2 separate regions of the Homo sapiens genome follow, and region 2 is linked to region 1. The links are chromatin contacts, found by Hi-C or POLR2A ChIA-PET in ENCODE. All regions are on one chromosome and are shown on one strand. The core of a region is the stretch at or near the end of the contact, and the rest is flanking DNA. Distances in the headings are between cores, read along the strand shown.

What was found. A loop is a pair of places that touch in the nucleus more often than their neighbours do. ChIA-PET counts read pairs that join two places held with the same protein, here RNA polymerase II (POLR2A). Pooled maps may share reads with other maps.
Region 2: a pooled map shows a loop between it and region 1 (3-fold over the local background). The contact joins the enhancer-like site here to the promoter of ITPKA in region 1. A Hi-C loop is called at or near these places in 1 of 37 single-sample maps with no recorded cell type and 8 of 50 pooled maps. POLR2A ChIA-PET finds 5 or more read pairs at or near these places in 1 of 52 experiments (activated CD4-positive, alpha-beta T cell).

What each region holds. Positions count from the first base shown.
Region 1 is chr15:41,492,333-41,495,536 of GRCh38, forward strand. ITPKA (inositol-trisphosphate 3-kinase A) reads left to right here and starts at 1,542. Exons shown (of 7, transcript NM_002220.3): 1 at 1,542-2,084. The coding sequence starts at 1,596. RefSeq lists enhancers at 444-944, 945-1,445 and silencers at 1,182-1,801, 1,822-2,001, 2,112-2,161.
Region 2 is chr15:41,929,124-41,932,038 of GRCh38, forward strand. The region is part of intron 3 of EHD4 (EH domain containing 4); the gene reads right to left. It overlaps EHD4-AS1 (EHD4 antisense RNA 1), which reads left to right. Exons shown (of 4, transcript NR_120332.1): 4 at 1-163. Among named protein-coding and RNA genes, the nearest start is that of EHD4-AS1, 9.2 kb to the left of the region's middle. RefSeq lists enhancers at 1-294, 257-336, 357-486. Within about 2 kb of position 1,593, at least 23 of the 41 ENCODE cell types and tissues checked have a DNase peak (open chromatin) inside an H3K27ac peak, as active enhancers do.

The DNA.
Region 1 (3,204 bases), core at 292-2,791:
GTGGTGGTGATCTCAGCTCACTGCAGCCTCGACCTCCCAGGCTCAAGTGATCCTTCCACTTCAGCCTCTCCCCGAGTAGCTGAGACTACAAGTGCACACCACCACACCTGCCTAATATTCTGTATTTTTAGTAGAGACAGGGTTTTGCCATGTTGCCCAGGCTGGTCTCGAACTCCTGGGATCAAGCAATCTGCCCGCCTTGCCCTCCCAAAGTGCTGGGGTTACAAGCCTGAGCCACTATGCTTTGCCGAAGATTCCCGTCTTCCCACTGAACCTTCTTCTTTCCTTCTCCTGGGCCATTCCTGAGCCCTGGCTGAGGGGAGAGAAGGGAAGGAAAGCCCCTCCTGCGGCCATCTCAGCATCCAAGGCAATCCTTCTGGGGCTGCTCTGTCTCCAGGGCCCCAGCCATCCCCAGACACTGAGTGCCTGAGGGGGGACCCTCACTCCTGTGGCACTATGGTAAGATAGGAAACAGTGGCTTCTCCTCAAAGCAGCCTCGCCGGTCGGTCAGCTGACTACCAACATGGGAAGTGGCCGAAGATCCACATGGAATGACACTGATAAGCACTTTGCAGTGTCTGAAACTCTTAAACATCAGTGCTGTCTTCCTAGTTTTACAGACACAACTCTGTGGGTTGGATGAGGTTTTTCTAAATGTACAAATGCAGAAATATACGGAGGGAGTAAAGGGACTGCCTACAAATCACATCTAGAGTGTGGTGTACCTGATTTCAAGTCTTTTATTTTATTCTCGCAGCAACGGGAGAATCCGCAGTCGAGGGAGGTGAAATGACTTGCTGAACGCCACACGGCGGACTCCAAGCCCCGAGCTCCTATAACAGAGGAGGAGGAAGGCGGGCTCAGCTCCTGCCACCCAGCAGCGGGGGAGATGCAGCCCGGGACTAGGCTGGGCCATGGGGACAGATCCAGGCCCCGCCCCCTGACCTTGTTCTCTGCCCGCCGGGAAGTGGGGAACTTGCGGGGAGCAGCCTCAGCTAGTCCCTGGGGCAGAGTCTCCACTTGGGTGCACGCCCTGGGGTGGGGCTTCTTCGGGAAGCCGGGGGCCTTCAACTCTGCTCAGGAGCTCGGGCCGGAGAAAGGCCCCGAGACTTGAAGCCCTTGCCCGGGAGGGATGAACACGCAAAGGAACCCGAGGAACGGGGTAGGGGACCAAGAGTAGGACCAGCTTCTCCTGCGCGGGGACAGGGCCTGTGGAGCGGCCTGGAGGAATCTCTCCCAGCCGCGAAGCCCGGGAAGGCTGCGAGGCCCCAGCGCGGAGCGGCCCCTCCCACCTCCCCGAGGGCAGGCGGAGCGAAGCCTCGGGGCCCGGGCCCAGGTTTTGTGCCTACGGAGGCTGGACTTCCCCGCCACCCCGAGGAGTCACCGAGAGCCTTCTCTCCCTCGCAGGGGCCCTGGGAGGCCCGCGCTTTCTCTGAAAGTGGAAGGAGTGGGCGGGGGGCGCGGCCGAGGCGGGGCGCGGGCGTGCAGCGGCGCAGGCTCCGCCCCGGGGCCGTCTCCAGCCGGGGGCGCCGAGCCGCTCCAGTCCCCGGCGCGCCGCGGGCTGGTGGGCTCAGCGGCGGCGCCGGCACTGGGAAATGACCCTGCCCGGGGGCCCAACGGGCATGGCGCGGCCGGGGGGCGCGAGGCCCTGCAGCCCGGGGCTGGAGCGGGCCCCGCGCCGGAGTGTCGGGGAGCTGCGCCTGCTCTTCGAGGCGCGCTGTGCGGCGGTCGCTGCGGCCGCCGCCGCGGGGGAGCCCCGGGCCCGCGGGGCCAAGCGGCGTGGGGGACAGGTCCCCAACGGGCTTCCGCGGGCTCCCCCGGCCCCGGTGATCCCTCAGCTGACCGTGACAGCCGAGGAGCCCGACGTGCCCCCGACCAGCCCTGGGCCGCCGGAGCGGGAGAGGGACTGCCTCCCGGCAGCGGGCTCTTCGCACCTGCAGCAGCCGCGCCGCCTTTCCACCTCGTCGGTCTCCTCCACTGGCTCCTCGTCGCTGCTCGAGGACTCGGAGGACGACCTGCTGAGCGACAGTGAGAGCCGGAGCCGCGGCAACGTGCAGCTGGAAGCGGGCGAGGACGTGGGTCAGGTACGGGCCGCGGGGGCGGGGCCAGCGCCGGGCGCGGGGGCTGCACGGGGGACCTGGCTGGGTGCTCCCGGAGGACCCGCTCCTGTCCATGCTCCCTCCAGCGGAAGGTCCTGTTCTCGCGGTTTAGGAGGAATCTGGGGGTCAGAGGGAGGCGCCTGGCCGACCTCTCGCCTGGGCAACTTTCACCTCGGCTCCGCCGGCGGGTCGTGGCGCTGGCCCTGGGGCGTCTAAGAAGCGGGGCGAGGAGCAGGCGACCCGCCGCGGGGACTGGGCGAAGCGGGGGTAGCGGACCTTGTTGGCTGTGGGTTAGGACAGGAGGGATCGGAGGGGCTGAGCCTTGCCGGGTGAACCCTCGGAAGGAGAGAGGCGAAGGAGAGTTTCCCTTACCCCCCGCCCCCTCTCCGGTGCCGCGGCCGCACCCCCGCCGTTGCCACGGTTTCCCTCTCCTGAGTGGGAGTGGAGCGGCGCTCCAGGCTCTGCTCGGGAGCCGCTGCCGTCTGCTCCCAGCGCCCGCACGAGGCGTGGACGCAGGGGAGGGAGGGGCGTGGGCCTGGGAGCTCTGGCTGGGAGCGGAACGCAGCCCACCCAGTGCGCGCCCTGCCTCCCATCTTCCCGGCTCGCCGCTCCTGAGCGCGGCAGAGAGGGGCGGTAAACTGAGGCTGCAAGGGGGCAGGATCACTCTGCTAGTCTCTGCCTCTGATAGCCTGGGTGTTCTGGGACCAGGTCTGACCCTCGGAAAACACAGCCCTGGGCACTGTTAAGTCATTCCTGACGCCCGCCACTTAGGGATGTGCGGCTCCCGGGACACCCTCCTTGTTCCCCTCGTTTTAACCAAGGCCAAATACCTTGAATAACTGTCCGTGGTCAGCGCGAAGGACTTTCTTTAGATCCACGTTTCGCAAGTGTCCCTGAGGCCGAGGAAGAGGCGAGGGGCGCCCCCGGCCTCGGGCGTCTGGGGCCTGCCCATAAGTCCGGGTCGGCGCGGCGGGGCGGGGAGAGCTGTGGCCGCGCGCCTGCTCCGCCGCACAATCGGCTGGGACAAGGCAGGGAAGCTGTGGCGACCTGCAGGGGTTCACAAGCCCGGAGGCCGATGGGGTTTGTCAGTGACACCAGAGGGGAA
Region 2 (2,915 bases), core at 343-2,842, 440 kb after region 1:
AAAATTTAAATAAAAGCAAGAACTAGGCGTGTCCAGGGATGGCGTTGTGCTGTTTATCCGCTCTCTGCTCTTCCCACTCCTCCTTCCTTTGGGATTTTGTCCAAGACTCTGTAAATTAATTTTTCTGTGCCTGTTTCCTCATAAAATAAACAAGCTAACCTCACAGCCTGTCCCTCCTTCCTCTGGGGGATATGTGACAATAACAGATGGGTGAGCCACATGTCCCTGAAGGCCCCTCCAGGGCAAGGGCGGGAGAGCCCCACATCACAGGTTCGTGCCACGCCACAGACATGGGAACAGAGGAAGGTTCCACGCCAGTACTCGGCCCACTGAACGCTGCTGCTTCTGGGCATGTGACCAAGTGAAAGGGAAAATTGGGTTTCGCATCTCACTTTCCATCTCAGATTAAATACCAGATGAAGAAGCAGGCCCATTTAAAGAAGGCTGAGCCCTGGAGAAAGACAGCAACATGGTATTATCAGTCATTTTAGGCTCTTTGCTGGAGAGGGAAGTTGGTAAAAAAACCTACCAAGAAAATCCTGTAAGTCCTGGAGCCTGGCTTAACAATTTCATTCTGCTGGGCCTCAGTTTCTATACCTGTGAGTCAGATGATCAAAAAGGATTCTTTCTAGATCTTAAATTTTAGCTATATAGGGTGGTTCCAAACAGTAAGCTTCTTTGAAATAAAAAGCCAGATTCCCAGGAAAATCGATTTAGCTCAGCGTCTGTATAGTACAGACACGAACTAGTTACAGTGCCAGCCTAAGATGACCCTTCAGATGGCTACAGTAGACCCTTCAGATGGCTACAGGAATACTGAATGAACAACTCTAAATGACACAATTATCAAACAGTAAGTTTCATTTTATTACATCCCTTCTACTGGATTCATGTGCTATATAGCATTTGGGCCAATTTGAAGGTCCTTGAATGTTTCTATAGGTGTAATTAGTTGCCCCAAAGTTTAACTTATTGTCATCCAATTCCAAACAACTCTATACTGAAAGAAACTATCTGAGGAAGGGTTGTGGAATGTATGACTTCCAAGGATGCTTAAGAAGTCACCCCATCTAACCTTCTGATATTATTATATATTAGGATGAACAGATCCAGGAATCCCGTGTCACGCACATGGAAATTGTCCATTCCTCATTTTTCAAGTGGGCTTTGTGTATAAGTCAGGCTAGAAAGTCTCATACAATATGTCTATAAATCAGACGGAGTTGGCGTGGCAAACATTACTTGCACTGAATTTTCTTGAGGCAAAATGCCAACAGACTCCACCCAAATGTGATGAGGTCAAACATTTATAAGCAAGGCTTTGACCGTGACAATGCATCTTGTCATTCTGTGGTTCAGAAGGGCAAAGGTAATGTTTCTTCAGGCTACAGTTTTCTAAAGAGAAATGTTAAACCAACGGGATGACAACTGGGGTCATAAAGGGCTAGAAAGCAACTTCTGACCTGAAGACCCCACCCCTCGCCCTGCCCTGTTCCTCTTTTCAAACATCTTGGCATTGCACAAGTGTCCTGCATGCCTGTGGACAACAGCTGGCACTGCAGACCAGCTCTAGCAATTAAGTTATCAGCTAACCAGCTCCTCAAGCCAAACTATTACTCAGAGACAGTTATTTCTGGGCTTATGTCACAGATGGAAAGAAAGACCCAGTCAGTGGGAACCATGGGAATCCACACGGGGCTCCTTATAAAAAAATGACTCACTGATTTTGCTAAAAGTAGCCCATGTAGTTACCAACAGTATTTCAAAACAGTCAAATACCTCCAGAAAAGGAAATACTTTAAAAAGGTATACATGAAAAGATGCTCAACCACACTAACCATGAGGAATGAAAATTAGAATCATAATGAGATGGTGGGCATGTAAACAGGCATGCCTTCTACAGTGGCATTTTTGGCACCAGCTAACATAATAAAAAGACCGCCGCTCCTTTTGATTCCAAAATTCCACCTCTAGGAATGCATCTTAGAGTTACATCTGCACATTTTTTGGATTAGTCTCTATTTCATTTATTTTTTTACATTGATAAAGAAAAATTGTATATATTTATCATGTCCAACATGTTGTTTTGAAATATGTATACACTGAGGCTGGGTGCAGTGGCTCATGCCTGCAATCCCACCACTTTGGGAGGCTGAGGCAGGTGAATCACTTGAGCCTAGGAGTTTGAGACCAGCCTGGGCAACAAGGTGAAACCCCATCTCTACAAAAAATGCAAAACATTAGCTGGGCATGGTGGTGCATGCCTACAGTCCCAGCTACTCAGGAGGCTGAGGTGGCAGGATCACTTGAACCCAGGAGGTCAAGGCTGCAGTGAGCTGTGATCGTGCCACTGCACTTCAGCCTGGGTGACGGAGCTTCGAGATCCTGTCTCAAAATAAAATAAAACATAAAATAAAGTAAAATTAAATTAAAATAAAACAAAATTAAATATGCATTCAATGTGAAATGGCTAAATTGACAGTGCAATTAGCATATGCATTACTTCACATACTTGTTTTGTTGTGGTAAGAACACTTAAAATCTACTCAGCAATTTCTTTTTTTTTTTTTTGAGACGGAGTCTAGCTCTGTCACCCAGGCTGGAATGCAGTGGCGCAATCTCAGCTCACTGCAACCTCCACCTCCCAGGTTCAAGTGATTCTCCTGCCTCAGCCTCCTGAGTAGCTGGGATTACAGGCGCACGCCACCACGCCTGGCTAATTTTTGTATTTTTAGTAGAGACAGGGTTTCACCATGTTGGTCAGGCTGGTCTCCAACTCCTGACCTCGTGATCCGCCCACCTCAGCCTCCCAAAGTGCTGGGATTACAGGTGTGAGCCGCCGCGCCCAGCCAGCAATTTCTTTTTTTTTTTAAGCTCCTCCCTTTTCAGCAATTTTCAAGATATATTTGCACGTT